Linked DNA regions of Homo sapiens: regions 2, 3 and 4 are each linked to region 1. Evidence: chromatin contacts called from ENCODE Hi-C data. All regions are on one chromosome and are shown on one strand. Each heading gives the region's core, a stretch centred on a gene start or an enhancer-like site at or near the end of the contact. The rest is flanking DNA. Distances are from core to core; before and after follow the strand shown.

Evidence for each region. A loop is a pair of places that touch in the nucleus more often than their neighbours do. Pooled maps may share reads with other maps.
Region 2: a loop to region 1 is called in a pooled map, with 8 times the contacts of the local background. The contact joins the promoter of STK11IP here to the promoter of CTDSP1 in region 1. A Hi-C loop is called at or near these places in 1 of 168 maps with a recorded cell type or tissue (CD8-positive, alpha-beta T cell), 4 of 37 single-sample maps with no recorded cell type and 13 of 50 pooled maps.
Region 3: a map of naive thymus-derived CD4-positive, alpha-beta T cell shows a loop between it and region 1 (7-fold over the local background). The contact joins the promoter of CHPF here to the promoter of CTDSP1 in region 1. A Hi-C loop is called at or near these places in 2 of 168 maps with a recorded cell type or tissue (CD8-positive, alpha-beta T cell and naive thymus-derived CD4-positive, alpha-beta T cell), 4 of 37 single-sample maps with no recorded cell type and 13 of 50 pooled maps.
Region 4: a loop to region 1 is called in a map of naive thymus-derived CD4-positive, alpha-beta T cell, with 7 times the contacts of the local background. The contact joins the promoter of GMPPA here to the promoter of CTDSP1 in region 1. A Hi-C loop is called at or near these places in 1 of 168 maps with a recorded cell type or tissue (naive thymus-derived CD4-positive, alpha-beta T cell), 2 of 37 single-sample maps with no recorded cell type and 13 of 50 pooled maps.

What each region holds. Positions count from the first base shown.
Region 1 is chr2:218,396,540-218,404,074 of GRCh38, reverse strand. CTDSP1 (CTD small phosphatase 1) reads right to left here and starts at 4,207. Exons shown (of 7, transcript NM_021198.3): 1 at 3,918-4,207; 2 at 2,363-2,511; 3 at 1,860-1,964; 4 at 1,670-1,726; 5 at 948-1,040; 6 at 658-843. The coding sequence starts at 3,984. It overlaps SLC11A1 (solute carrier family 11 member 1), which reads right to left. Exons shown (of 15, transcript NM_000578.4): 15 at 7,181-7,535. MIR26B (microRNA 26b) reads right to left here and starts at 1,429; the gene lies at 1,353-1,429. RefSeq lists silencers at 3,760-3,919, 4,080-4,159, 4,230-4,599, 5,290-5,559 and an enhancer at 7,520-7,535.
Region 2 is chr2:219,594,340-219,601,874 of GRCh38, reverse strand. It overlaps STK11IP (serine/threonine kinase 11 interacting protein), which reads right to left and starts at 4,018. Exons shown (of 25, transcript NM_052902.4): 1 at 3,952-4,018; 2 at 3,695-3,781; 3 at 435-640; 4 at 160-234. The coding sequence starts at 3,755. RefSeq lists enhancers at 3,577-3,636, 3,847-4,066.
Region 3 is chr2:219,539,045-219,546,579 of GRCh38, reverse strand. CHPF (chondroitin polymerizing factor) reads left to right here and starts at 2,771. Exons shown (of 4, transcript NM_024536.6): 1 at 2,771-3,355; 2 at 4,391-4,964; 3 at 5,455-5,634; 4 at 5,938-7,535. The coding sequence starts at 3,042. The coding sequence ends at 7,197. It overlaps TMEM198 (transmembrane protein 198), which reads right to left and starts at 2,552. Exons shown (of 5, transcript NM_001005209.3): 1 at 2,203-2,552; 2 at 1,687-1,891. The coding sequence starts at 1,852. RefSeq lists silencers at 2,350-2,489, 2,530-3,239, 3,250-3,339.
Region 4 is chr2:219,495,210-219,502,744 of GRCh38, reverse strand. It overlaps GMPPA (GDP-mannose pyrophosphorylase A), which reads right to left and starts at 3,854. Exons shown (of 13, transcript NM_013335.4): 1 at 3,807-3,854; 2 at 2,730-2,789; 3 at 2,527-2,624; 4 at 1,166-1,269; 5 at 708-894; 6 at 304-363. The coding sequence starts at 2,769. It overlaps SPEGNB (SPEG neighbor), which reads right to left and starts at 6,614. Exons shown (of 5, transcript NM_001286811.2): 1 at 6,528-6,614; 2 at 6,263-6,390; 3 at 5,629-5,936; 4 at 4,884-5,025; 5 at 4,458-4,694. The coding sequence starts at 6,390. The coding sequence ends at 4,556. All of the region lies in intron 1 of ASIC4-AS1 (ASIC4 antisense RNA 1), which reads left to right. RefSeq lists enhancers at 3,785-3,974, 3,979-4,796, 4,797-5,614, 5,615-6,432, 6,433-7,250 and 1 more and silencers at 4,805-4,884, 7,129-7,309.

The DNA of each region.
Region 1 (7,535 bases), core at 2,958-5,457:
CTTTTTTTTTTTTTTGAGGCAGGGTCTTGCTCTGTTGCCCAGGCTAGAGTGCAGTGGCACAATCTTGGCTCACCACAGCCTCTGCCTCCAGGGCTCAAGTGATACTCCTACCTCAGCCTTCTGCATAGCCGGGACTCCAGGCATGCGCCACCACGCCTGGCTAGTTTTTGTATTTTTTGTAGACATAAGGTTTCACTATGTTGCCGAGGCTGGTCTTGAACTACTGGGCTCAGCTACCTGCCCACCTCAGCTTCCCAAAGTGCTGGGATTACAGGCATGAGCCACTGCACCCGACCGGATATTTTCTATTCTATTTCATTTTGTTAAAATTCCCAATCAGAACCCACTAAATTAATTCTGTGGGCCATCAGTAGGTCACAACTGGCAATTCGAAAAATTGAAACTTTCCAAACTCCGTTGCCCTGTGGGGGCCCCTGTGCATGGCAGATGCTCTGCTTTGTGCGAGGGGAAAAGACCATATGGCTACAGGGCAGGTGGATGAGGGGAGTGGGCGGCAGGCACAGGCAATGAATGCAGGAAGGACTGGGAGGGCACCCACCCCCCAACTGGGGATCCAAGAGGCCAAGGTGGCCTGAATGGACTGACCCCTTCCTGGGTCTCAGCTCCTGTCCCAGTCCCAGTCCAGCCCGCACTCACAGCATTGTCTGGATGGAAGACATAGGAGGCAGGTGAATTGTCCAGGATGAGCACCCGCCGCAGGTCTCGACCCAACCGGCTCAGGTCCTTCACGTAGTTCCCCCGGTGGAAGACGCAGGACTCTCGAAACAGCCGGGCCCGGAAGGCCCCCCATTTGTCCAGCAGGTCAGCTACTGGGTCTGCGTACTGGGAGCAGGAGGTGGGTCATCCTGGGGCCCGCAGGTTCATTGGGCTGCATGCGGGAGGTAGGTAGGAGGGCAGGGTTGCCCCGGGACCCCTGTGGGGCTCACCTTGGCGAGGCTAGCAGTGAACAGCACACATTCAAAGAGCTCGCCCATTCGCTGCAGGAACTCATCCACGTGAGGACGCTTCAACACGTAGACCTGGGGGGCGGGCCAGTGAGGGGGCTGCGGGCCAGTGGGGCAGTGTGGGGGTGGCCGAGGGCTGGCAGGGCATGGGCCAGGGAGGCAGAGGCGCACAGGAAGGAGACTGGGCCCGCAGGCTCCGCTTGGCCAGCTACCCTGACCACTGCTGGGGAAACTGTACCCACCCCCCGCCAGAAAACGATCAAAACTTCCACTCCACTGGCCAGTCCTACCTCACGAGGTCCCTAATTCCCAATCCCTTCCCCTGCCTCAACCTCAGCCTAGTGCAGGAATCCAGGGGCAGCCCCCTCACCCCAAGGCTGCAGGGCACCGGTCCCCGAGCCAAGTAATGGAGAACAGGCTGGACAGCACACAACCTATCCTGAATTACTTGAACTGGGTCCCGGGCAGGGTGGGGCGAGGGAGCACAGCACGGGGGAGCCTAGAGGAGGAGCCCACTCTGCAGGCTTGGAGTCAGCACAAGCCCTTGAGGTTCTGTGTGACTTTGGGACAAGTCTCACACCCTCTCTGGGCCTCTGACATTCCACATGTATCCAATTCCCATCCGAGGCGCTCCGGATTGGTGGGAAGAGCCTAGGGTCTGGAGGCAGATGCCAAGCCCACCACTGCCTCTTCCTGGCCCTCACCTGGTGGACCACCCCATCAATCTCCACAGGGATGATGAAGTCCGCGTTGTTCACTGGCTGTGGGGGGAAAAGAGCTGCTGGAGTTGGAGGAGGAGCCCCAGGGCATGGGGTCCAGCACACACCTCCCTCCCAGGCCAGGGTGGGGGATGCCCCCCGAGACCCGGGCTGAGGGCTGTTGAGCAGGGCCCACCTTGAAGGAGCTGTGCACCAGGGTCTCGTCCAGGTCGATGACCACGCAGATCTTGTCTGAGTCCTGGGCCTTGGCCTCAGGGAGCAGGTATTGGACTGGGGTCTGCTGTAGGGAGGGCGGGGCTGGCTGGGGTGCCTCTCTCCGGGCCTGGTCCTTCCTCCCACGCAGGCTTCTCCCCCTAGCCGTCTCCAGAGGAACCCCAGGCCCCAGGAACAGATACTTCCCCCTTCCCAGCTTTGCCCCTGCCAGCTCTAGGGCTTGGGTAGGCCTCTTGGCTCTTTGAGACCTCTCTAAAAACCAAGGTAGGAAAAAGCTTCCACTTATGAGGGAGAATTCAGTTTCCCCACAGTGGGCAGGGCCTGGCAGGGGAGGCTGCCACCCTCCTACTCTGCACCTTTCAGGTCTGCAAGTCCATCCTGAAAAGCTCAGTCAGGAGCCCCTTCCCCTAAAGCCCTGAAGACTGAGTCCAGGTGCCCCCGTGGCCCCACCTGGCCCCCACGCACCTTAGGGATGGCGCCATTCTCCTCCACAAGCAGGGGCGCCCCGCTGTGAGCAGGCAGGGCCTCCCCATCATCCCGGCAGACACAGCAGAAGAGTGAGTGGAGGATGCCCCGGCTTCGGGGCTTCTGGGAAGCTGCTGACTTCTGGTCACCTGAAGTAGGGAGGCACAAGTTGGAGGCTCGGTGCACACTGGCCTGCAGAATCCTGCATGTGTGCCCAGGTGTGAACCCCTGAGCCAGGAGGATCTTGCCGTGGCCCCTTCATCCAGACACACGAAGGCAGCTCCTGACTTTCTCTGAAACGCCCCTGTCAGGGCTCCACAATCAACTGCAAGGCTCCTGCAGCTCCCAGACAAATAGGTCTAGCAGGTATTAAGGCGCCCACATAGGGAGTGCGTGGCCTGGAGAAGGAGGTCCTGGGGTGCTCTCTCCCTGCCTCTCACAGCCTCCATGACTGCTGCTGATCAGCCCCATTGCGGTGCCTCCTGACCCCACCTTACCTGAGCACCCCTGCTCAGGACAGCCAGGGCCTGGGACCCAGGGCAGTCCACCCCTGCCCTCCCTCCATCCTCTCCACCCCCGTGGGTACGAAGTCCTCACTGCGGCTGGGCCCAGAGGCAGGGGTGCAGTCCCGCGGCCTGGGGCCAGTGTCCAGTGGCCATCTGTTTGCCCTGCCCCGCCCAGACCTCCGACCTGGAGCCCAGCAGCCTGATTGACAGATACCCCTCCCACCCCACCCCCCTCCGGCCCCCTGCAACTAGCCTTTCCACCTTGCCCTCAGTTCCGGGGCAGCCAGACCCAGGCGAGGGTGGGCAGACCTGGGGGCAGCGTCCAGATCCTGAGGTCCACACGGGGAAAAGGAGAAGACAGACCCCCCCACCCCGGCCCAGCCACGCTGGGGGACGCAGCCTCGTCGGGGCGGCGAGGCTTTGCGGGGTGGTGCGTGCCCACTAGGCGCACGACTCTCCCCGCGGGCGCCAAGCGACTCTTGGAAGTGCCGGCCGTCCTCTCTGTGCCTCCGAGGGGGTCGGCGCCTCCACGCGTGACGCGAAGTTTGTGGGGAACGTAGCTGTGTGTTGGCGGGAGATCCCTCCAAGCCTCCCCAGCCTGCTGTCACCTCGGCGCCCCCTCCCAAGACCCTACCGGACCGCAGCCCGGGGGGGTGGGGGTGGGGGGTGGGGCGGAGTCTCAGCGGGTGGCCCATAGGCGCCCTCCTCAGCTCCCCCATCTCCCAGCCCCATTGGCGCCAATGGTGGGGGGGCGCCCATGCACCACGCAATGCCTGCCAGGAAACCCCCGAAGAGTTCCCTCTCTATTCCTGCCTCAGTTTCCTCACCTCGAGCGAACAGGAGCGCCCCAAAGGCGCCAGGCCCCGCCCCGCGTCTCTGAGCCTCCTCTGAGTTCAAACTCTCTCCCTGCTCCCTCTCGGGCTGGGAGCTTCGGGCACAGCTAAGGCGGCCGCCCGGGGCGGCGGCGGCGGCTCCCCTGGGGAAGATCCCGGCCCCTTCTCTCCTCCCACGGCGCCCCGGCTTCGGCCCCCTCCCCGCAGCCCCGGTACCTTTGCCCCGCAGCGGGCCCCGAGCCTCCTCCTTGCTGATCTGAGTAATGACGGCCGAGCTGTCCATGGGGCCGGGCGCGCTCCGCTCCGGCCGGACTCTGGCCCGGGCGCCCGGCCTCCCCCCCGGCTGGGGCCGGAATCGGGGCGCGGGGGGGAGGGGAGGGGTGGGAGGGAGGGATCCCCGCGAGCTCCGGAGGGGAGGGGAGCCAGGTTCTAGGGGGGAGGGGGAGGGAGGGGGCGCGGAGGAAACTTTGTTACAACATGGAGTTTCCTTCCCGCGAGGCGGATGCAAACATGGAACCCAGGCGCCGTTTCAAGGCTCCCCCTTAAAAGGGCAACGGCTTCGGCGTGACCTGGACTCGGCTGCGGCTTTCGCCACTTCTGGGACCGGCGCGGCTAGGCGGACTGGGAGGCGGGCCGGGCCGGGTTCCTGCCGCGCTCCAGGGGGCGTCGCCTCCCTTCCTGCCGCCCGCCGGCGGGGCTGAGTCTCTGCGGCTGCGTGGCAGGCCCGGCACCCGGCTCACCGTTCCAGGCCGCCGAGCGCCCTCGGCCAAGGCCCGCCCGCCGGGAGCGCCCACGCCGGGGAGTGCCCGAGTGCGGCGCGGCTCCACCTCTGCGTTTTCTGAAGACCCGGGACTAGAGGCTTCTCGGTTTCCTCGTTGAGGACTTGGAGATAGCACTACCTCATCTGTAAAATGGGTCTTCTCTCCTGTCTGGTGGTCGCAGAGATCACCTCGCAAGGACGTCAAGAGCCAGCGAAGGCTCTGCTGGCCCGAAACAGCTGTGCAAACCTCAGAATCACGCTCTTGAATGGGACGGTCGCCGCCCCCCGCAGCCCCAGGGCGAGGTGCCCCCGGTCTGTAGGACGTGAAATTCTAACTCTCTGCCCTGGGAAAGCCCCCTGCCGACCTCTCCCCACGGCCCCACCCGGGGCCCCGCACGTCTACCCGCCGCGCACGGGCCACCGCGCGTTCCCGCCTGAAGTTTTCGTACGCGCTGTTCCTTTCGCGTAGCCAAATTCCACCGACCTCGAGGAAATGCCACCTTCTCCAGGGGCCTTCCCAGACCCCCTCCCCTGCCCGCGGTCGACGGCCGCCCTGTGATTACTGGGGGTGCGGTGGGAGTCACTGGACTCGCTGCCGATCCTAGGAGCCCAGCACGGCGCCGCACGCGGTGGGCCCAAAGCCCGACCGTGGGGGACCTCAAACCAGAGGCCCTCAAGGCCCGTTCCACCCGGCCTGTGGCGCAGTGCTGGGCACTTGGGAACGGAGGTCCCTGTCTTCTCGCTGCAAGCCCCTCCGTGGTGCGCGCCGTGGGTCTGCGGGTTGGTCTTTTTCCTCGTTTATGAAGTTCTTTTCACTCGTCGTTACTATTTTGTAAGTTCACCATTTAAAAATTAATAATGCCAAGCCCGACAAACACCCCTCGGCACTTCCTCCCCTCCCCCTCTCCCGCGGGCCTCCGTGGCGGGGCGGGGCGGGCGCGTCCTGTCCCGTCCGGCCGCCGGGTGCGACGCGGCGCACGTCCGCCAGGCCCTGCCGAGGGGGAGCCGGGGAGGGGAGGCCCCGCGCGGGGGCCGGGAGGGGAAGGGAGGGGAGCGGCGTCTGCCAGAAGGCGCGGCGGCTTCGTGCGCTGAGGCTGGGAGTAGGGGCGGGAGGGGACTGTCGGGGACTGATACCCCGGTCCCCGGGCTGGATCCCTCGGCCCTCCTCCTGCTCCTGGGTAGCCCACGGGGCGGCCACCATTGCGCTTCATCACCGTGATCGCCACACGCTGCTGGCGTTTTCCTAGGCCTGCTCTGGCTGCGCCCCCTAATCTCATTTACCCCTTAGAACGGCCTCCTTCTTAACCCATTTCACAGATGAGGAAACTGAGTTTCAAGAAAGGAAGCGACGTGCTTCGGGTCTACCGGCAAGGGCAAAGGCGGGATTCCAGCCTGGGAGCGGGACATCTGTCTCCCCTGCGGTCCGGCCCCCTGGGTGGGGCCTCGGCTTTATCTCCGGATGCGGGGCCCTCATGACCCCAAAAGGAAGCGTGTGGCGAGGGACTGAGTGGAGTCGTGGCCTCGCCCTTGGCCTGGGTTGGGTGGCGCGCTTTCCTCTCCCTCTGTGAAGGGGGCTGGTACCTGGCCGGCTGTCCCCACACCCACCATTCCCAGACGCGCCATCCTGAGCTCACAGGATTCCTCAGGAATCCCCCACCTCCTCCACCCCATCTTATCGCCACTTCAAGCCGTTGCCCGTGCAGTTCTTTTCCCAGGGAGACCTAACTCCTCCTCCCAGGCTCCCAAAGCGGCAGAGGTAGCCGCGCCTTCTGCCTGGAGCCCTGGACTTATCTCCCCACGCCTGGGGCGGGTAGTTAGTTACGGAGTGAGCGAGAGGCCAGGATTGCGTGGGGGGAGGGGGGTCCTTCGAGTGTCCTCACTGTAGGGGTTGTCTACACCCAGCTGCCCTCTGTCTCTACAGGTGGAGGTCGCTTTATGCACTCTATTTTTTGTCTGTTTTATCATTCGCACCCCAGGAAAAATAAAATCATGGGGGCCACAAGTCAGAAACGGGGAGGGGCAGGAACGGGATTCAGCAAGGTGCTGTCTGGCACCTGTGGATTTGGAAGCGTCTCTTCCAACACAGTCCCTCAGTTTCCCCATCTGCCAAACAGGGCTGGTAAAAGCCCAACCCAGGGGGAGGCGGGGAGCCGTGCACAAAGTCGGGGTGCATTCAGCAGGCTCTTGGGGAGTGCCAAGTGCGACCACGCCCTCCCTGGGAGGCCTAAAGGGAGCTTCCAGAAGAGCAACTCTGCACCCCTCTTCCTGGAGGGTCGATTTGAGGCCAGGCTGGAAGAACCAGAGCTACTATGGGGGGAATGGGGGCAGCTCTAAGTAGACGCCTTCCAGTGTCCAAATGACTGACCTTGGCGCGACCTCATCACTAGCCCTTTGCCCAGGTCCTGGGTAGCCCTTTAGCCGGGTCTCCGTGTCTTCTTGACCAACCTGCCCATTACTCTGCCGTCCCCCGTCCTGCCCCACAAGATCTAAGACGTCCCCAGAAAGCTTCAGGTCTTGGCAGATGTGCACACACGTGCCCCCATGCTCCTGGCACTCTCATTCCTCCTGGGCTGTCCTGTCAACACTCCCCCCTACCGCCGACCCCCCCTTCAGCAAGATTCAGTCCCCTTCCCTGGCTGGCGTCACGGGCAGCGCCCTTCACCGCATCCTGCCACAGGGACTTGTTTGCACAGCTGTCTCCCGCCGCTGGAGTGTGGGGTCCTTGAGAACTGACATCTTTAATTCGGGACTTTGCCGCCCTCCCCAACTTGTAACACAGAGCCTGGCAGAGGACTGGCACTCAATGCCAAGAGGGGTGTGTAGGGGGTACAACGGGGGCACTTCCAGGAGGCTAAAGGATCTGGGAGATGCCTTTCTTCGCTAAACGTCCCCCATCCATCTCCTCCTTCAGCTGGCATGGACCCATCTTCTCCAGTGCCAAACCCAGAGGAGGCGGGCGGCCCTCTTGCCCAGGTACCCTCTGCAGCGCTTGCCCAGGTCGCACCAGACCGGTCCCATCTCTTCTCTCCTTGAGGGACCCACTCGCATCGTTGCCCTTTTAAGAAAGAGGAAAT
Region 2 (7,535 bases), core at 2,769-5,268, 1.2 Mb before region 1:
GGAAGCAGTAAATGGAAAGACAGTGGATATCACATGACTGCAGAGCAATGGGTATACTCAGGCCTGGCCTCCTCACCAAAGAGGCTCTTCTCTTTCCCATCCCCAAGGGGCTGCCTCAAGTTGGGTGCTGTGCACCAACATCCCCCCGTGTCCCCATACCTCCAGGTGCCGAAGGGATTTGAAGGGGAAAATCTTGATGGGCCCTGTGGGGCCAGGACCAGCAACATGGACCAGCTGAAAAAAAAAAAAAAACTCAATTTACTGAGGCACAGCAGATCTTCCTGCCCTCAACATTCCTTCCTTAGCACAACCACTGGTACCTCTGACACCCTCTGGATCCTGGCACTGCAGACTTCTGCACCCCTACCCTATCCCCAACTTCCATCATTCTCTTGGGCTCCTTGCACATCCTGCCTCTTCCCCACACCCAGAACCTTGAGTGAAAGTGTTTTCTGCAGCACATCGAAGAGAAACTGAAGCTGAAGAATAACAGGGGAGTCGGCAGGATGGGAGGGCAGAGCCACAAAGCCTGTCTGGCCAGGGCCCCATGGCCCCAGGTGCAGCTCAAATACGTGGTTCAGCTGTTGCAGTGTGGGAGTCAGCAGGCTCAGGGTGCTACAGCCAGACAGGACCACATCCCCTGCAGAAAAAGGGGCAAACAGGAGGGAAGACACAGTGAAAAGATTTTTCTCTTTATTCTAAGGCTCTATGATGCCAAAATATACCCACTCCAATCCATATTGTAGATCTTCTATTGCAGGATCAAATTTTCTATCTCCTTCTCAGCTCAAAAGCATTCAATGGCTCCCCTCATCTTCAAAAAAAGTCCTAACATTTCATTCAGCCTGATGAGACTGCTTGGCTACACAACTCCAACCAACTCTTCCAAATTTTCTTTCACCTTCTGCTCAAAAGAGCCTCATCTACTGACAGTGCTGGAAATACAGCCAGCTTGGTTCACAGTTCTCTCTTGTTATGAGACACCCCCTTCCACCGCCCAGCTTGAGACCAGCCTCCTCCAGGAAGCCGCCTCAAGAAGTAATACTGCTGAATTTTCATATTGCAGTCACTCATTATTACACAAAAGTTAATTGGAAGTTTTATCTTTCTTTCTTTTTCTGATTGCAAAGCACATCTGTAGAAACTTTCAAACAATACTAAAAAGTATGTCATAGAATAACTATTCATTATAGCACTAAGGCATTGTTATTGCTGTCTGTTAAAACTGCTCTCTCTAATGAGACTTTCATCCTTGAGGGCATCTTTTGATCACTCTGGTATTCATCACTGCACCTAAAAAAGTGCAGCTACAAGCTAGGCATGAAGGAATGCTTTTTTGGCTTAAAAAATATAATAAGTATGGAGTCAAAGAATGCTGCAGAAATAATACAGAAAGGTCCCCTGTATCCTTTACCCAGTTTTCCCTAATGGTTACATTTTATATAGCTATAGTACAATATCAAAGTCAGGACACTGAGCTGGTTGCCGTGGCTCAGGCCTGTAATCCCAGCACTTTGGGAGCAAGGCACTTGAGGTCAGGAGTTCAGGACCAACCTGGCCAACATGGTGAAACCCCGTCTCCACTAAAAACACAAAAAATTATTCTACGACTCTAACCTCGTCTCTACTAAAAATACAAATATTCTCAGCTGGGCATTGCGACATGCGCCTGTAATCCCAGCTACTCGAGGGGCTGAGGCCAGAGAACAGCTGGAAGCCAGGAGGCAGAGGTTGCAGTGAGCCGAAATTGAGCCATTGCACTCCAGCCTGGGTGACAGAGGTAGACTCCATCTCAAAAAAAAAAAAAAAAAAAAACAAAAACAAAAAAAAAAACACAAAGGGCAGGCGTGGTGGCTCACGCCTGTAATCCCAGCACTTTGGGAGGCCAAGGCGGGTGGATCACGAGGTCCGGAGTTAAAGACCAGCCTGGCCAATATGGTGAAACCCCGTCTCTACTAAAAATACAAAAATTAGTAGGGCATGGTGGTGCATGCCTGTAGTCCCAGCTACTCGGGAGGCTGAGGCAGAAGAATCACTTCAACCTGGGAGGGAGGCAGGGGTTGCAGTGAGCCGAGATCATACCACTGCACTCCAGCCTGGGTGACAGAGCGAGACTCCATCTCAAAAAAAAAAAAAAATTCAGGACACTGATGTTGGTACAATATGTATATATAGCTATATGCTGTTTATATAAATTCCTGCAGCCACGCAATCAAGATACAAAACTATTCTGCTGCCACAAAGCTCTTCTCCTGCTACCTCCTTGTAGTCACACATTCACACACCCACCATTCATCACTGAATAAATTAACAAGTCCTACAACCTGACATGAAGGATTCTGTATGTACTAGACACTGAGGATAGATACAGACATGGTTCAAGGACTCTTCCCACGTTCAAAGGGCCTCCTAGTTGTCTCCTCCCAGAGAAGGATATAAGACATTTGCAAAGTTATCAATACAAGCCAGGAAATGAAACTGCTACTGGCCAGGTGCTGTGGCTCACGACTTTAATCCTAGCACTTTGGGAGGCCAAGGCAGGTTAATCACTTGAGGTCAGGAGTTCAAGACCAACCTGGCCAACATGGTGAAACCCCGTCTCTACTAAAAATACAAAAATTAGCCGGTCATGGTGGTGCACACCTGTAGTCCCAGCTACTCAGGAGGCTGAGGCAGGAGAATCACTTCGTCCCAGGAGGTGGAGGTTGCAGTGAGCTGAGATTGCGCCACTGCACTCCAGCCTGGGTGACACAGCAAGACTCTGTCTCAAAAAAAAGAAAAGAAAGAAAAGAAAACTGCTATAAAGAGAGCTTCCACAGATATCGTCAATAGGAGCATGGAGTGATGGAGGACAGCTAACATTAACTGTAGTATGTACCAGATGACTTTGGTATCTCATTCAAACCTTCTCAGAATCTCTCAAAGAGAAGCACTATTAACCCCATCTTACAGATATGAAAATTGAGGTTCAAAAAAGTGAAAAATCTTGATGGAGATCATATAATTGGTAGGAAGTTACTTCTCCTATCTGATCTCAAAGCCAAGGCTTTTTCTACCACAACTAATGCCAACCAAGTATTCAACAACTACTGTGGCTCCATTATGCCCAGGCACAGTGCCAAGCATCAGGGAAATCATTACAATAACAATAGCTCCCAACTGTAAGCAGTTACTATACTTGCAGGCATTGTACTAAATACATGAATTAAAACGAATCCCCACAAATGTTAAGTACAATCACTATGCCAATCTGTGAGGAAAACTGAGCCTCAGGAAACAGTATGGCAAGTTTGAAAGAGGGTTGATATTCCAACCCAAGTGGGTCCGACTCCAAATCTCGTGCTTCTATCTACTGTATTTAGTACCTTGCTACACAATAATGATTATGACCGAGATCAGTCCCTGGTCCTGAGGGGCTTTTAGTCAGGTAATGATCACTTCCTTCTGACAGTGTCAGAGAAGGCACGGAGGGAGGGATACCGCCCTTTGGCCTCAAAGGACGGCTAGAGTTTAGGCTATCACAGGCAAAGGACACTGTAAGGGCGAACAAACCTGGGAAAAGTAAAGAAATTGAACTCTGACACCTGGTGACCCTACCAGTCGTAACTCCATGACTCTCAGGGCGTGTCTCCAGAAAGCACCACCCCCACCTCGTCCGAGGTCCGAGGCCCAGCCCAACCGGAAGTCCACTCACCGGACTCCCGCAGCAACCCCGCGAGCTTCCACAACAGGGAGTCCCTCTGAGCGGTCGTCATGGCCACGGGACGCTGGGGGGCGGAGCCTGGGGGGGGAAAGAGGAAGCGGAAGAGCCTCAGGTGGGCGGTAGTGCCAAAAGCCCAGGGCGTCCGCGCAAACCGAGGCGTCATGCGGAGAAAAAGGCGAGAAAGAAAAGAGAGGAAGAGCATCCTCCTGGCCGCCCTTTCGAGGAACATAAGTCCTGGTCAGACATACCGAACCTCCCCGTCTGGTCCTCCTACCAGCTCAGCTGCCCGGCGCCTATCAATGATGGAAAGGAAGTCCCGCCCCGGAAGAAAATCGAGCCAAGGGACGACCGGAAAACATGTCTCTGCCGCCGGAAACCGCGCCGTAGATCATGCAAACGAATCGAAAAGGGGCGGTGCGGGGGCTGTCTCCTGACCGCGGTGGTGGCTGCAGTGGTTCCCTGGGCTTCCTGGCCCGGAGCTGGGCACCCATTATTCCCCCGCCCTGCGCAGCCTGGGGCTCCCGCTTGGCTTTCGGCGAGCCTACCGCGCCGGTGAGGAAACCCTGACTCGTTTGCAAACTGGGCGGGGAAGCAAAGTTTAGAGAAATGGAGCTTTGTTAGATAAAAATTTTTTCAACGCAAACAGTCATTTTCCAGTGAAAGGAGAGCGTATCCGCCGTAGGATGGACTTAGATCGTGTAAAAGCTGAGGCCACCGAGGATATAACCTCCGGGGTCCTTTGCCTCCTTTTCCTTAGACTCCCTCCAAACTCGTGTATCTTTCCTTCAGCAGTACTGGGCTCCACGCGAACCTAGTCCTTTGTCTTTACCCTATTACCTTTCATAACATCCTAGTTGAAAAGTAGTTATTCAACCGCGTTTGAAAATGAGAACAGGTTCACAGAGGCTAGGTTACTTGCGAAGGTCGTTCAATTAGTAACCAGTAGCGCCAGGACTGCCAGTTTCTTGCTTCCGAATTCTCATGGTAGCTTTCACCAGGCTCCCCGTCAAATGCTAACGTCAACTACTGAACTAGATTAGCAAAAAGGTCTTTTAACAGAATTCCTGGTTTTCAGAGAGAGTTTCTTTCATGAAGCGCCCCATTTCTACAGAGGAAAATCAAAATGAATCCTAAGCCAGTTGAAAGGAGGGATAGGATCATAGTCATCTTTATCCCAAGTTGCCAGATTTGAAAGATTTTATTTTCTCAAGACAAAATATTTGAAATGGCAAATATTTCAAATATTTTGAATATTTGAACCACACAATTTCGCATTCATGGCATACTACTTGTGCTCTGAGCTGAAAGCCTTTTAGGTTAAATAAAGTAAGTGGAGATACATCCGAAGCAGCAGTGTTGAGCTCAGAAAAACAATACCCCAAAATACGGCGCTTTGGTATGCTGACTATTTTGAACTAAAAGAGACTGGAAGGCCTCAGGCACAGTCTCTCCGACCTTTTCCTGCCCTCCTGTCTCCCAGCCTTCTTTCTTCCCCAAGGCAAGCCATAGAAACCAGAATTCCTCTTCCCCAAGATGAGTCACAGAAACTAGAAGCCCTCTCCCCCAAAGCCAGCCATAAAACCTAAACTTCCCCCCACCTTTCTATGTAAGAGCTGGCCGTGGCCTGGCGCGGTGGCTCACGCCTGTAATCCCAGCACTTTGGGAGGCCGAGGCCAGCAGATCACCAGAGGTCGGGAGTTCGAGACCAGCCCAACCAACATGGAGAAACCCTGTGTCTTCTAAAAATACAAAATTAGCCGGGCATGGTAGTGCATGCCTGTAATCCCAGCTATTCGGGAGGCTGAGGCAGGAGAATCGCTTGAACCCGGGAGACAGAGGTTGCTGTGAGCCGAGATCACGCCATTGCACTCCAGCCTGGGCAACAGGAGGGAAACTCAGTCCAAAAAACAAGCTGGCCGTAAAGAACTTCTCTGGCCTACCTTGTCTGATAGGCCGTAAGACCCTCATTCTGGAAGAGATCCTGCCTCATACCTGGGAGGAAGGAATGCTACACAGAAAGACCTCGTTGGGTTTCCACCTGCTGTCTGTTACTATTAAGTGGCACACTTTTTGCCCAACCACATTACTGCAGGCTGTCCATTTTTCATAGAATCTAAGCATTAAAAACAAGTTTTCCCTGGCTCTTTGGGTAGCCATTTCTGAAGGCTCCCATGTCATGTAAAACTTTGATTAAATAAACTTCTTAGTTTATTTTAGATTTTTCTCTTAACCTATCTTGTTATACGAGCTCTGACCCTTATGATGAGGAAGAAAGGCATCACAACTTTTCAGCCCCTACAACAGCTAACTAGTATGCAAATATAAAGTCAGAGTAAGAGCTCAGTATATTTTGTTGAATTATTAATCCCATAACCTGACGATTGTCAGTCCCTGTTTATTAATCATCTGGAACTTAGAAGGGCAGATTCTCCCAAACAGTAACTGCCAACTCTACCCCTCTTAGGCAAGAAACAGATTCTTTTCAAGTCACTGACATTGCAGTGTCTTGAAATCTGTTTCAGCCGTGCCTTTTCAACCCATAGTTATTTTCTGAGAATTGCTCCACCCACATGGGTAGCCCCTGTAGCCAGGTTTGCTCTATATCCCTTTGCTTCTCAGAAACATGGAAGTGGACAAAGGGAGAAGCAAAGAAAGCTGAACTACAGAGGGAGAGAAAAATAGATCTACTAAGGGAAAGCAACAGGAGACTCCGTAGTTCTTGTTTCCCTCCCCCTTGTGAGGCCCACTCTCCTTTCTACCCTTGGCCTGTAGGGGAGGCCTTGGCTGCCTTCCAGAGAATTCTCCCCCGCTTTTTTTTTTTTTTTTTTTTGGCCTAAGTTAATCTGAATGTATTTCTGTAAATTGCTACCATAAGAACTTCAACTAAGACAAAACCTTTACAAAATGAAGTCTAGATTAGCAAATCTAAAAGGGAAAAAAATTCCCATTCATCATAGCAGCCAAAAAATCAATAAATTATAGATATAAATACAAATACACACATGCTTATAATATTTTGAGAAATATGCCAGATCTATGTGAAGAGAACAAGAGAACTTTAGGACATTAAAAATGACCCAGCCAGGCACAGTGGCTCACACCCAAAATCCCAGCACTTTGGGAGGCCAAGGCAAGTGAATCACTTGAGGTTAGGAGTTCGAGATCAGCCTGGCCAACATGGTGAAACCCTGTCTCTACTAAAAGTACAAAAATTAGCCAGGCGTGGTCGCAGGCACCTGTAATCCCAGCTACTCTGGAGGCTGAAGCAGGAGAATCACTTGAACCAGGGAGGCAGAGGTTGCAGTGAGCTGAGATGGCGCCATTGCACTCCAGCCTGGGCAGCAAAAGCAAAACTCCTTCTCAAAAAAAAAAAAAAAAAAAAAATTCTCTTTATTAAAATGGTGTGCAGCCTGGCACGGTGGCTCACGCCTGTAATCCCAGCACTTTGGAAGGCCGAGGCGGGCAGATCACGAGGTAAGGAGATCAAGACAATCCTGGCTAACACGGTGAAACCCCGTCTCTACTAAAAATACAAAAATTTAGCCGGGCGTGGTGGTGGGTGCCTGTAGTCCCAGCTACTCGGGAGGCTGAGACAGGAGAATGGCGTGAACCCAGGAGGCGGAGCTTGCAGTGAGCCGAGATCGCACCACTGCACTCCAGCCTGGGTGACAGAGCAAGACACCATCTCAAAAAAAAAAAAAGTATGCAATGCCATTTCAAAAATTCATGTTGCTGTAAAGTAGCATAACATGTATGGGCTGCTATTACATAATTTCATACTATCATCAATGAGTCTGTGTTTCTCGAAGACATGCTATGATATCACTCTGTT
Region 3 (7,535 bases), core at 1,522-4,021, 1.1 Mb before region 1:
CCAAGAGAGAGGAACACTGAGACCAAAACAAGGAATTACTGGGATCACAGTATGGGGAGGGGTGATCAGATAATGAGGTTATGGGAATTAGAGAGGAGTAACCAGGGATCAAGACTAGGAGTAATAGAGGGGGTCAGAGGGATGGAAGGTAATGACATAACTGGAGGTGAGAGGAGGTGGAGGTCACTAAGGCTTACATGAGGTCACACAGAATCAAAGAGAAGGAAACAGTGTTTGTGGAGTTTCAGAAATAAGGAGGTTATAGGGCCATTAGGCCCATTAGAGATACTTGAAAGGGTGAGGGAAGTGGAGATTCTGAATAGTTGGAAAGATGGAAATCAGAGATGGGGGTCAAGGAGTCAGAGAGAGCCAAAAAGAAAGATAACAGAGGAGAGTCACTTCCAGGAGTGGGGGGAAGTATGAGAGTCCAGGAGGCTCGTGATCAGAGAGAGGAGTAGGGCGTGGACAAGGGCTCAGAGTCCATGAGCCTGGGCGTAGTGACATCCAAGAGGGGTAGGATGTCAGGAAGCCCAGGAGAGGGAATATGAGGCTGCATTGAGCAACATGCAGAGGGAGTGGGTACAGATATGGAGGGGGTGAGGTGATACAGAATCCTTGGAGGCCCAGAACGTGTCCTGAACCCTTGCGGGGGGCACTTCCTCCTGCCTACTCTTCAGTTGTTCAGCCCAGAGTTTGGGGGAGGAATGGGAGGGACCATCTGGCTCCCAACCCTGTCTACCCACCCATTGCAGGGGGAGGCTGCAGAACACAAGTCTTGCACTACCTCTGCTCAACCTGGAACCCCAGCCCCCAAGACTCATTTGCCCCCACTGGTCCCACTCACCTACAATTCTCCTGGAGGCTTTCTTTGGGCCCCCAGCCCATAGAGCTCACTCTCCTCTCTGAAGTTCTGTAACTCTTGCTGCAAAGCCACTGGTCACTTACTCCCATTATACTGGGCCACTAGCCCATCTGGCACCTTTATGCATATTAGAAAAAGGTGTGCCTTTCTCTAGGCAAAGCAGCTTTGTGCCAAGGCCCAGAGTTTGTCAGAGCATGAGCTGGACTTTAGCCCCCACTTGCCCACTCAGCTGAGCTCCCTTATTTAGTACCCGTCCTGTACAAGTATTCACAGCAGCTCTGATTACCGGAGCCTGCCTTGTAGGCTGGATGGATGTGTGTGACCACCATCCAGCCCACTCTAATATGTATCCCAGGTGTAAATGCTCCAGGGAGTCTCCTCCCTGTCAGACAATATGCCCTGTGGTAAGGGACCATGTGTAATAACCCTGCTAAGTGTTTTCAGTGGCTACCTAGCACAGTTAGCCAAACACATCCTCACAATAGCTACAATTTATTGAATGCTTACTAATTCTTACAACACTACATGAGACAAATATTGTGATCATTGTTCAGATGAGAAAACTGAGGCTCAGACAGATTAATGTGCCCAAGACATCACAATTAGTAACTGCAAAGCTAAGTAAATTCACACTCAGGTGTGCCTAATCCAAAAACCTGTTTTTCCTATAATCTAGAGTCTAGACAATCTATAAATGTGTGGGATGAAAGAAAAGGAAGAATTATTCATGATGGTAGAGGGATTCAGAGAAGACTTGGGGGCCCAGAAAAAGAACTCGGGGAAACACTGGGGAGCCCAGGTGAGGGATGAGATGGGGATCTCACCGAAGAAGCAGTAGACGACTCCAAACAAACAGCACATGATGCAGACGAGGGCCGGCAGTGCCTGGTACCTGCGCTCCAGGGGCTGTTCACAAGGTGCACCCCAGAAGGCATCATCTGGCTCAGGGGGCAGCAGCTGGAACCGCAGTGTTGCCACAGTCCCCGGCATAGTGCTGGGAATAGAAGGGAGTCACCCTCCCAAGTTAACCTGACAGAGGGAAAGTTGGGGTCACGGAGGAGTCCTGGGTCCCCACCAGGATGGGGGTGGGAGAGGGATTGGGAGAACTCAGCAAGGACAGTGGACAAAGGAATAGTATCCACATTTGTGCAGCTCCGGAAGCATCTCTGGAGTGGGGAGCAAAGACAAAGGGAAACAAAAGTGCCTGGCTAGTGGAGGCTGGGATGAAGTTAAAAGAGGGACGGGAGTCGGGGGGATGAAGGGAGCGTGCTGCCAGTGAGAAGGAGGCAGCCAAGAGATTCATCTGTGGGCGGCTCAATATGGGATTGTCCAAGATTTACCTGGGCTGGAGGCGACCTGAGCTTCTGAGTGAAAGAGGCTGTGCAGAGGCCCGAGGGGCCGGGGTTGCGGGGCGCCAGAGGCTCCAACTGACTGGGGTCCAGGGAAAGTCCGTCGTGCGAGGAAGGGGGCTGCTGGGCCGGAGAGAATGGTGTCGGCGCGGTGGCGGCGCCGCTCCACGTCCAACACCGGCTGGCACTCCAGTCCCGCGGCGTCCGGGAACTCGGGCTGGGCCTGAGGAAGGGGAAGGCGCAGGAGCCGGGGCTCGGGCCGCCCCAGAACCGCGGCCCCATGCCCTGAGCCCGCCCGCGGCCTTTGGTGCTGATGGACAGCTCCGGCCTCTGCTCCTGACGTCACTCAGGGCGCACCATCCAGGCAGGGGCGGGCTGCTTCTGACGTCACATGGGACGCACCAACCACGCCGCGGGAGGCAGGGGACTCCGCCCCCGGCGTCTCCCTCTCCCGCACTGAGGAGGGGGCACTTCCGGGGGTCCTTCCCCTTTAACCTCCCCCTTCTCCTCCCTCTCCGGTAGCGAGAGCCCGAGACCCCACCCCGGGGGCGGGGCCCTTGCAGTGACACGTCGGACAGCTGCGGCCGCGGCTGAGGCTCCAGTGCCGAGCGCAAGAACCCTGCGCAGCCCAGAGCAGCTGCTGGAGGGGAATCGAGGCGCGGCTCCGGGGATTCGGCTCGGGCCGCTGGCTCTGCTCTGCGGGGAGGGAGCGGGCCCGCCCGCGGGGCCCGAGCCCTCCGGATCCGCCCCCTCCCCGGTCCCGCCCCCTCGGAGACTCCTCTGGCTGCTCTGGGGGTTCGCCGGGGCCGGGGACCCGCGGTCCGGGCGCCATGCGGGCATCGCTGCTGCTGTCGGTGCTGCGGCCCGCAGGGCCCGTGGCCGTGGGCATCTCCCTGGGCTTCACCCTGAGCCTGCTCAGCGTCACCTGGGTGGAGGAGCCGTGCGGCCCAGGCCCGCCCCAACCTGGAGACTCTGAGCTGCCGCCGCGCGGCAACACCAACGCGGCGCGCCGGCCCAACTCGGTGCAGCCCGGAGCGGAGCGCGAGAAGCCCGGGGCCGGCGAAGGCGCCGGGGAGAATTGGGAGCCGCGCGTCTTGCCCTACCACCCTGCACAGCCCGGCCAGGCCGCCAAAAAGGCCGTCAGGTAGTGATCGGCTGCGCCCGCTCTACCCCCTGGGCAGCGGCCGGGAAGCGCGCGGGGAGGTCGCCCGGGCCCGGGTCAGGCTCCGGAAGGAAGGGGCTGGCGAGCCAGGAAGTCTTTGGGCCCCGATAACTTCCGATGGCCCTGCCTTCCCGAGAGCCGTGGGGCCAGTCCGAGACTTTCTCTGGGCCCTATCCCGGCCTGGGCTGAACTTACTGGACTGTGTCCTAAACCGGCTCGACCCGATGGCGCCCCAGAGATCCTACTAGCTCCCTGGCTGGGCTGCTGGTGTTAGAGAAATGACTTATATATAGGGTGAGTGTATAGAGACAGGGGAAGAGAAAGGAGAGAACTAGGATTTACCTGGATCTCTTGTTCCTGAGTGGGTTACAAGGGCCACCTCAGGGTGAGATGGGGGAGGGAGGAATGTACCTATCTCATTAATGTCTCTGCTGATGAGTTGAAATAACTTCTAAGTAACATTGGGTTCAAATGCTGGTTCTGCAATTTACCTTCTGCCTTACCAAAAGGTAAGTTCCTAGAGCCCCTGAGTGCAGTTTGCCCCTCCCCGCAAAAACACTCAGTACACCCCTATGCCAAACGTTCCTTTATGTCATTTATGTGAGGCATTTGTGGCATAATGGCATATTTATATAGAAATGAGTAGATACATGGTGTGTCCAGCGTTTGGCTGGGTGCTTTAAACAGATATAATCAGTCCCATTTTACAGATGGCTCAGGTTAAATAACATGCTCAAGGACATAACTACTAAGTAGCGAACCCCGGAGTCAGACCCACAATATCTCTCTCCTATCTGGGTGGGTATTGCCATCTCCCAAATGCAAAGCACTACCTGTTTAAGACCATTTCGTTTAAATCCTCATGACCCCTGGGAGAGAGGGTTTATTTTTAACCTATTCATAGGTGAGAGAACAGATACAGAGAAGACGTGACCTGCCAGGGTCTGTGCTGACCACCTCCCCCCCACCCCCCGCCCCGTTGTCCTTTTGATAAGCTTGTGCCATCTCCTCCCCTAGGACCCGCTACATCAGCACGGAGCTGGGCATCAGGCAGAGGCTGCTGGTGGCGGTGCTGACCTCTCAGACCACGCTGCCCACGCTGGGCGTGGCCGTGAACCGCACGCTGGGGCACCGGCTGGAGCGTGTGGTGTTCCTGACGGGCGCACGGGGCCGCCGGGCCCCACCTGGCATGGCAGTGGTGACGCTAGGCGAGGAGCGACCCATTGGACACCTGCACCTGGCGCTGCGCCACCTGCTGGAGCAGCACGGCGACGACTTTGACTGGTTCTTCCTGGTGCCTGACACCACCTACACCGAGGCGCACGGCCTGGCACGCCTAACTGGCCACCTCAGCCTGGCCTCCGCCGCCCACCTGTACCTGGGCCGGCCCCAGGACTTCATCGGCGGAGAGCCCACCCCCGGCCGCTACTGCCACGGAGGCTTTGGGGTGCTGCTGTCGCGCATGCTGCTGCAACAACTGCGCCCCCACCTGGAAGGCTGCCGCAACGACATCGTCAGTGCGCGCCCTGACGAGTGGCTGGGTCGCTGCATTCTCGATGCCACCGGGGTGGGCTGCACTGGTGACCACGAGGTGGGATGATAAGCTATCCCACTGATACCTCCTTGTCATGTTCAAATCCCTCTGAGAGGCAAAGGGATGTTGGAGATACAGGTCTGCTTTTCCATGCCAATTCGGACATTTATTTTCTATCTCTGTGACCCCCAGTAAATTACTAAATATCCTGGGCTTCAGTATCTTCCTTTGTGCCAATGGAAATAATTATTGCTCGGGGTTGTTACAAGGATTAGAAAAAATCAGGGAGCCTTGTACATAATAGGCATTTGATGTTAGTTATTATTTTAGCCCTTGGACAGCTCTGAGACAGGACGCATGCCCATTTCGCAGATGAGCTAGCGGAGGCATGCTGAAGGTCACACAGACTCACAACTGGTCAAGGTAGACTTAAACCCTCAGACTGCAAGTCCACAACAGGTCATAGGCTGAGGAGATGAGACACTTACTATGAGACAACGGAAGACAATGCCAGCTCATCACAGATCCCTTCCCTTCCTCTCCCCAGGGGGTGCACTATAGCCATCTGGAGCTGAGCCCTGGGGAGCCAGTGCAGGAGGGGGACCCTCATTTCCGAAGTGCCCTGACAGCCCACCCTGTGCGTGACCCTGTGCACATGTACCAGCTGCACAAAGCTTTCGCCCGAGCTGAACTGGAACGCACGTACCAGGAGATCCAGGAGTTACAGGTATGGTCTAGGTCTGGGGGTGGCAGAGTGACGGGGACAGGATCTGAGAAGTCACAGAGAGCCCAGAGAAATGACAAGTTAGCACTAGAATCACAGAACAAAACTACTTCCCAGCCCCTGCCTGTTTCTACATTCTCTGATGAGCCTCTTGGCTGTCTATGCTGGGGAAATGATAGGTATGGGCAGAGGTTGGCAGGGGATGAGGGGCCCATCCTGAGTGGCACCTACTGCCTACCCAGTCCCCCAGCTGTGTGCTGCTCCCTGTAATCTGTCCCTTGCTGATGGCCTGTTTCTCTGATCCAGTGGGAGATCCAGAATACCAGCCATCTGGCCGTTGATGGGGACCAGGCAGCTGCTTGGCCCGTGGGTATTCCAGCACCATCCCGCCCGGCCTCCCGCTTTGAGGTGCTGCGCTGGGACTACTTCACGGAGCAGCACGCTTTCTCCTGCGCCGATGGCTCACCCCGCTGCCCACTGCGTGGGGCTGACCGGGCTGATGTGGCCGATGTTCTGGGGACAGCTCTAGAGGAGCTGAACCGCCGCTACCACCCGGCCTTGCGGCTCCAGAAGCAGCAGCTGGTGAATGGCTACCGACGCTTTGATCCGGCCCGGGGTATGGAATACACGCTGGACTTGCAGCTGGAGGCACTGACCCCCCAGGGAGGCCGCCGGCCCCTCACTCGCCGAGTGCAGCTGCTCCGGCCGCTGAGCCGCGTGGAGATCTTGCCTGTGCCCTATGTCACTGAGGCCTCACGTCTCACTGTGCTGCTGCCTCTAGCTGCGGCTGAGCGTGACCTGGCCCCTGGCTTCTTGGAGGCCTTTGCCACTGCAGCACTGGAGCCTGGTGATGCTGCGGCAGCCCTGACCCTGCTGCTACTGTATGAGCCGCGCCAGGCCCAGCGCGTGGCCCATGCAGATGTCTTCGCACCTGTCAAGGCCCACGTGGCAGAGCTGGAGCGGCGTTTCCCCGGTGCCCGGGTGCCATGGCTCAGTGTGCAGACAGCCGCACCCTCACCACTGCGCCTCATGGATCTACTCTCCAAGAAGCACCCGCTGGACACACTGTTCCTGCTGGCCGGGCCAGACACGGTGCTCACGCCTGACTTCCTGAACCGCTGCCGCATGCATGCCATCTCCGGCTGGCAGGCCTTCTTTCCCATGCATTTCCAAGCCTTCCACCCAGCTGTGGCCCCACCACAAGGGCCTGGGCCCCCAGAGCTGGGCCGTGACACTGGCCGCTTTGATCGCCAGGCAGCCAGCGAGGCCTGCTTCTACAACTCCGACTATGTGGCAGCCCGTGGGCGCCTGGCGGCAGCCTCAGAACAAGAAGAGGAGCTGCTGGAGAGCCTGGATGTGTACGAGCTGTTCCTCCACTTCTCCAGTCTGCATGTGCTGCGGGCGGTGGAGCCGGCGCTGCTGCAGCGCTACCGGGCCCAGACGTGCAGCGCGAGGCTCAGTGAGGACCTGTACCACCGCTGCCTCCAGAGCGTGCTTGAGGGCCTCGGCTCCCGAACCCAGCTGGCCATGCTACTCTTTGAACAGGAGCAGGGCAACAGCACCTGACCCCACCCTGTCCCCGTGGGCCGTGGCATGGCCACACCCCACCCCACTTCTCCCCCAAAACCAGAGCCACCTGCCAGCCTCGCTGGGCAGGGCTGGCCGTAGCCAGACCCCAAGCTGGCCCACTGGTCCCCTCTCTGGCTCTGTGGGTCCCTGGGCTCTGGACAAGCACTGGGGGACGTGCCCCCAGAGCCACCCACTTCTCATCCCAAACCCAGTTTCCCTGCCCCCTGACGCTGCTGATTCGGGCTGTGGCCTCCACGTATTTATGCAGTACAGTCTGCCTGACGCCAGCCCTGCCTCTGGGCCCTGGGGGCTGGGCTGTAGAAGAGTTGTTGGGG
Region 4 (7,535 bases), core at 2,605-5,104, 1.1 Mb before region 1:
TTGCTTCCTCCAGGAAGCCCTCTCTACTCCCACCCCAGCAAGGCTGGGTTGGGGCCCCCTTGGTGTTCCCATCATGCACTGTGCATACATTTATTACAGCACCACCCCCAGGGAAATTAACCATTCCCCCCCTCCCCCTGGTCAATCTCTCTTAAAGGGATATAAGATGATTAATCGGGAGTGTCTCACCTGTCTGACAAGACTAGAGCCCACCCCATACTGTGCCAGCATTCTCTAGAGGCCTGAGGTAGAGGGGATGATGACACAGAGTAGGCACCCACCCAGCCCCCACTCTGCTCTCACCTCGTGTGTCTGTGGATTCTCAACGATGCAGCCGTAGTTGAGGGATTGCGTCCTGTTAGCCTGAAAGACAGACACACCCGAGACAGTGACCCGCCTGCTCCAGGGCAGCCACGTCTGTTTTTTCTTTCTTTCCCTCCGCTACAGCACCTGGCATGCAGCTCTGCCACTGACAGGCCTTCAGCAAGGGTGGAAACTGACAGCTGCCCTCCCCCTCCCTACTTCTGAACAGCCAGAGGGCTCGGGGTCTCCACTAACACCTCCATGCTGCCAGAGCAGCGCATCTCCCTCCTGACGCCAGCTCCCACACCAACTCCCGGGGCGCCCCTGCCTCCCCAACACCCTGAATTCCGGGAAGCTCTTGGGATCACCTCCTCTACACCCTCCAGCCCTCCTGACCCCCTCACCGTAGTGCCAAGGAGTAAGAAAGGGTGACGCTGGCGTCGGTGGGCTTCCAACATAGCACTCAAGGGGAAGTCGGAGCAGACATCAGCATTGAGCACGAAGAATGCCTCGGGGCTCCCAGCCAGGATCTGGTCTCGAAAATGGTAAAGACCACCCCCTGTGCCTAGGGGGGCAAATTCCTGCAGGTACCTGTCCCCAGGGACCCGAGAGCCAGCTCAGTGGATCTTAGGAAACAGATACCATGAGCCAGGGCACCTGACCGCCACCGCTTGCTCCCAGGACTACTCCTGCCCAAGGCCCACAGAGAAACTCTATATACTCAGAGATTCATTGATGTCCAAACAAGAATCCTTCTAGTAGGCGAGGATGAACTCCAGCAAATGCTGACTCAACCCACTTCCAAGAACTCAGAGGCCTAGGGCATCCCCACCCCCCCATATACGAGTGTGTGCACAAACACCTGACTGGAAGGTTAAACTCCTGCTGGGCGGCTTCTAGGAACTGGGTGAGGGGCTCATCAGGTTGGTAGAAGCCAATGAGCAGAATCTCCTGCATTCCAGGGACCTGAGGACAAGGGAAGAGGCTGGGATGAAGAATATCTAATAGGAGGGGATGTTGGGGAAATCCTTGGTGCTGGCCCAAAGTCCAGAAACCAGTTTCAGTCTCAGCTGTGGGGCCCCAGGGCACTCACCACTCTGGGCTATTTTCTCCTCTGGACAATGAGGAATTTGGAGGAAGTCGGAGGCCTGATCTTTTTTCGTTTTGTTTTATTTTTGTGAAAAAGGGTCTCGCTCTGTTGCCCAGGCTGGAGTGCAGTGGCATGATTTTGGCTCACTGCAGCCTCCACGTCCTGGGCTCAAGCGATCCTCCCACCTCAGCCTCCTGAGTATTGAAGACTACAGCCATGTCACCACCTGCCTCAGCCTCTAGAGCAGCTAGGACTACAGCCAGGCCATCACATCTAGCTAATTTTTAAACTTTTTGTAGAGAAGGGGTCTCTTGATGTTGCCAAAGCTAGGCTAGAACTCCTGGCCTCAAGCGATCCTCCTGACTCGGCCTCAAAAAGCGTTGGGATTACAGACATGAGCTACCATGCCAGGCCTGATCTTTCAATCAATTATTACCCCCACCAACCTGAACTGGGACTCACTCTAAGAAAGACTTTGCCTACCAAGCTGCATTAATCCATTTCCACCCCGCCCCCTCCCCCCCGGCCATTTTTATTATCTGTCAGCCTAAGCTTGAGATCAGCATGAGGTAAGGGTACCATTTATCAAGGGTCTGCGTTGTACTAGGCATTTTACAAATATCATTTCTAAGCTTCACCACCCAACAAGGTAGGTCTAATCACCCCCATTTTACACATAAGGAAACTGAGTGTCAGAGAGGGTGTGTTATTTGTTGCAGACCTCACAGCAGGCAGAGACTGAATTCAAACCAAAACCTTGCCTGGCTCAATACGAAAAGCAATAAAGAAATGAGCAACAATGTGATCAAGGATATGAATTTGTGCTTGGTTATCATTAAGAGTCTCCATGCTACGGCTTTACATTGTCTCCAAGATCCTTGCCTGATCTCACATTCCACACTTTAAAAATAGGAGTGAAATCTGAGCAGGAAGAGGCCAGATGAGAAACTAGATTAGGGGAAGACAGCAGGGCAGCTGCACAGCATAACTTGAGGGGGCGCCATTCACATTGTCATCTGTGAATGATGGTCCTTGGAGTTATGCCTGGTGGGAAGAGTTCATGGTTGGGAAAGGGGGAAACAGCATGAAGATAAGCAGGAAGTGAGGTGAGAGAGGGGAGCCCCTGAGGTTACCTGGGCACAGGCTTCAATATGGTGTTGGATCATAGGGACCCCTGCCACAGGAAACAATGGTTTGGGCACCTCAAAAGACAAAGGTCTGAAGCGAGTTCCTGGGAGAGGAGAGAGGAGAACATTTCGGCCTCCTGCCTTCCTCTGCCCCCATCCCGCCTACCACTCCAGCCCAACCTCCTCCCCCCATTCCCCTGGCACCTCACCCTTTTGAGGGCCTCCAATCAGGATCACCGCTTTGAGCATAATGGTGACTGCTACCTAAACTTCAAATTCCAACAGAGAAATCAAGCTCAGATCTCCTACCCCAACCAAGCCCCAAAACCCAAATAGCAACACTTAGCCCTCTCCCAAGATGTAAACCCAAAGCTCAATATAGTCTCTGCCTGGACCCAACACCTCACAAATCCCACACATCTCAAATCCCAGCAGAGAAATCAAGCTCAGATCTCACACCCCAACCAAACCCCAAACCCCAAATAGCAGCACTTAGCCCTCCCCCAAGATGTAAACCCAAAGCTCAATATAGTCCCTGCCTGGACAGAACCTCACAAATCCCACACATCTCAAATCCCAACCCAGATTCCAGTCGGCCTTCAAACCTCACAGTGATTCCTCCCAAATTCTGAAATTCACACCCCACAATTTGATCTCTAAAAGACTTCCCTCTGGCCATGAACAAATTCTGCAAATTCAGAAACCTGGCAGAGACTCCCTTCTCAGACCCAAACCTCAAAATACTGAAGCCTCAAATTCCCAAAGTGTTGCGTCTTCATTCTAGATATTAAGCCCTGAACCCCAATAGTGAACCCTGAATATTGGACAGCAAACCCTGAGTGAGCCTCAGATATTTAACTTAAATCCTGAACGTAATCCCCAAGTACTGAACTAACACTGATCTGAATTTGAAGAACCCCTAATCCCAGCAAAAATCCTCTATATGCTAAACATGAATCCTAAAACTAACCTCTGTATGTTGAACCCCAAATCAAAAGACAGGTTCCCTTGGCATCTCAAACACTGAACCTATTGACCCCCCTCCAGTCCTAATACGGACGACTGGGTCTAAATCTCTGGATTCGGAGGATTGATTGATTGCTGACCCTCTGAACCCCACAACTGACTCTGTCCAATAAACCCTGGCCTCTCATTGCCAGGGATTGTGGGACCAACACAGGGGCGGGCGCACCGAGGGCCAGCCAGGACCTCGGAGCCCGCTCTCCGTCTAGAGGGTGTCCCCTGCCCCTTACCCCTGCCGCCACCCCTCCACCAGCTCCCTTTACCACTAGCTCCCTTCACTCCAGCTCTGCCGCCCGCTACTGCAAGCTCCTTCCGCGCACGTGTCTTCTCGCAAGTCGCGAGAACTCATTCGCAGGGTCTGCCGGGAATTGTAGTCTGACCCTTTACCCGCTTTCTAACTTTATGGGAGAGGAAAGAGGTGCTGAAGTCCAGGGGTGTGACCAAGGGATCGCGGGGCGGGGTTAAATGCGAAGAAGGGTGGGGCCTGAGAAGCCCAGCCTGGAACTTAAGACTGGGACCCGAGCTGTTGGGGAATCGGCCTCGGGGCAGCAGCCGAAGTGAGGAACTGGGTCCCACAGGAAAACGGGACTAAGGACAGCAGGGGTGTGTGGCCAGCCCTGGAAGGGGCGGGGCCAGGGGCAAACAGCCACAAGGGGCTGGGGCTGGAGGCGCTCAAAAGCGGAGAAGGCGGAGTCCCAGGCCCAGCCGGCGGTACCGCTGGGAAGTGAGGGCGCCTTGGACGGCGAGGGCAACTCTTATCAGTTTGACTGTCTGAAATGCAGCACGGCGCTAGGCGCTCTCCAGACCTCCCTGTGACTCCAACAGGCTGTGACCTTGGCGTGGGGGTCTGGAATACGTGTGGGCGCTGGTGCGGGGGAGAGGGAATGGCGACGCGGAAGAGCAGGACAGACGCGGAGGGTCAGAGAGCAGCTTTATTAAGCAAGCTGGTGGAGGGCTGTGGGTCCCACCACCCCCGGGCTCGGCGCCAGGGCGGAAGGTCCGGGGGTGCCGTTCAGGCCACGTCGACGCGAGCGAAGCTCTGGTCCATGCCCAGGCTGTTCTCCACGTACACCTCGTACTTGCCGCTGTCCTGAGGCGTGGCCCGGCGAATGGTCAGCGTCGTGGTGGTGCTGCCGATCTCGAAGAACACCCTGCGGAAGGGCGGCGGGGAGGAGGGCGGAGCCGTGGTCAGTACACGGGCGCACTGGGCGGGGCTCCTTAGCCAGCTCTGTTCCTCGCTGCCCAGTCCCCGCCCCCGTCACTCCAGCCAGATTTCTGGGCTCAGTCCCACCCAGGTTCCAGCCCCAGGCCCTGGCCGTGCCGCAGGTCCCGGCCCTCGCCTGTCATCCTCCTCGATGTCCTCCCCGTCCTTGGTCCAGCCTACGTCGGGCGCAGGCTCTCCCAGGATCTCCGCAGTCAGCGTCACGGTGGTGCCTTTGCGCGCCTTAGTGTTGTCGGGTCCCTTTTGAATCTTCGTCGGGACTAGCGGAAGGAAAGGGGAGCGAAACCCCGTGAAGGACCCGGAGATGAGGCAGGGCATCACCTCACCGGCTAATACCCGGCACTAAATACAGATGCATTTAAACTCGCAGTGTGACGTTGAGCAAATCATTAGCCTCTCTGGTTTCATCTCCTTGGCTGTTAAAGGGACTTATCCCTGCCTCTCCTACTTCTCGGGGTCGAATAGAGGATCAAGAGAGATAAGGCGGGCGAAAGCCCCTGAATGTTCACACATCTCGCGGTGCCTCAGAGACCGCTCCGGGTAGTGGAAATTGCCAGAGTTGGGAGCCAGAAGACCCGGGTCCAACCCTGGCTCTGCCTCTGGCTTGCTGTGTGACCTTGGGGACCCGGAGCCGCGTGATGGAAGTCCACAGCTGACTGCTCAGCCCGGGTGGAGCTGGATCCCGAGGTAGGGAAGGACGCACTTGGCTGGCGCGGCGATGCGCCCCAGGCCGTGCCCAGAGCTGGGCTGGCGGGGACCCTGTAGCTAGGCCCAGAGGTAAACACGCGCAGCTGGACCGGGCTGCGGGCTCTGGCTGAGTGGTGCTGGTCTGCGCCCTGGCGCTGCGCCCGGGGCGCGCGTACCTTCCACGAGGATGCGCGCCGAGTCGGAGCACTGGCCGAAGGGGTTGGTGACGTTGATGCTGTACTGGCCCAGGTCTGCCAGCTCGCCGTCGCGCACCACCAGTGCCACCACGTCAGGGTCCTCGAAGACGTAGCGGTACTTGGGACCGTCACGTAGCTCCTTGCCGTCCTTACTCCAGCGGATGAATGGGTCCGGGAAAGCCGAAATGCGGCAAGTGAGCTTGGCCGCGCTGCCTTCGATCAGCACCACGTCCTTCAGCGGCTCCAGCACCCGCGGCGGCCCCTTCTCGCGCAGCTCCTTCCGGGACCTACCCGCGGGCCGAGTCAGGGCCCAGAGTTCCTAAGACAGGCCCGGCCACAGCCCTTACCGCGAGCGCACCATCTCCTACCTGCCCCCTGGACCGGCCAGACCCCTAAACGTGTGGCTTGGTAGGGAAGAGGACTGCTCCTGAACTGCTGCCCTGATAGGATGATGCATTCCTCCCGGCCACTCCCCCATACCTCAGTAACGACCCTCCCCTGAGACCACTCATTCTAAAGGCTCCTGACGCTGCTCAGCGCTTACTCAAACCCTACTCAAGAGTGCGCTCTCTGCAGCTCCCTTCCTCCACAGGGCTCCGGGGTTCCCTCTCACCTGTGGCCCCGGTAAGAGGCCTGGATACGAATGGCCGCACTCTGGACCTGTGGGTCATTGATGTCCAGGGTACATCCAGGAGCTGGGGCCACAGCCACTGGCTTTTTGGCAGGAGCTGCTTTAGACATCTGGGGAGTGGGCGACAAATATGGGGGTCCAGGTTGAGACAGAGGCTCCCACCTTCAGCCCTTTTCCTCCCTGGTCAGAACATTCAGGGAGATGGAGGAATGGGGGTGTCTGCGGCTTCTCTGAGGATCAGACTCACCGTGGAGGGGTTGACCTAGGGACTTGAGTCGACTGGCTGGATTGCAGGCAGCACAGAGCCCTTCTGGATGGCACAGTAGGGGTGCAGGCAGGTGCTCAGCCCTGGGCCCGGTTTTATACATCGCTCCCCTCCTTGCCTTGTTTGGCGTGGTTGCCCCAAGCCCCCCGGGGCCCCATCCGCCTCCCTCTGACTCAGGCAGGCTCTTTATTTAGCCTGTGGATGCCTGGGATGCTGGCTCAGCCGCTGGGCTAGGCCCGTGGGGAGAAACCCGAGCAGCTCTGAGGTGCACCTTGCGTCAGCACCTGGACAGCTGGACAGCTGGATGCTGCCCTGTCCCCTCCCAGGGCAGGGGGTATCCATCCCACTCCCAGGAGGACCAGATTCAGCCCCTAGCTGACAAGAGATCCAGCTTCCTGCTGGGGCAGCTTTTCAATCAGGTTGGGCTCTGGATAGTCAGACAACACACCCTGTTGGTTAAGGGGTTTGAGTGTTTCTGGGGTTTCCCTGAATACAGCCAGAGTAGCATCGGACTTGGTCCTCAGGGCCCCTACAGCTAACGGCAACAGGGCCACGTGGCTGTCAAGACCAATCCAGAAGCTCCTTACTCTTCCCCTACCCCCAACCCCAGGAGTCCAGGGTTGTCACTTCCACACTGTGCCCCCTGGCGGTAAACTGAGATAAACCGGGAGGGGACGGGAAAGATTTTTGAGAATAGCAGCCCCTCCATGCCTTCCCCATCCCCACTCACTCCCCTCGATGTCACATGGTGGGGGCTGTTTAGACTGCACTGTCCTTGGAGATTAGCACCACTACTGGCCCCAACCCTAGGTCTGCCCAATTCCTTTTTGGGGGCATAAATTGGTGCATAGGGGCATCAGACCACCTGGGGTGAAGGGGTTCAGTTAACCCCTCTGGGGATTGCCTGGAGGCCAGTCTGCCCAGGCCGGGCACCGGGCAGAAGCATTGCTTCCATTCATTGGAACTACCCGCCCTAGTGTGGGGGCACTG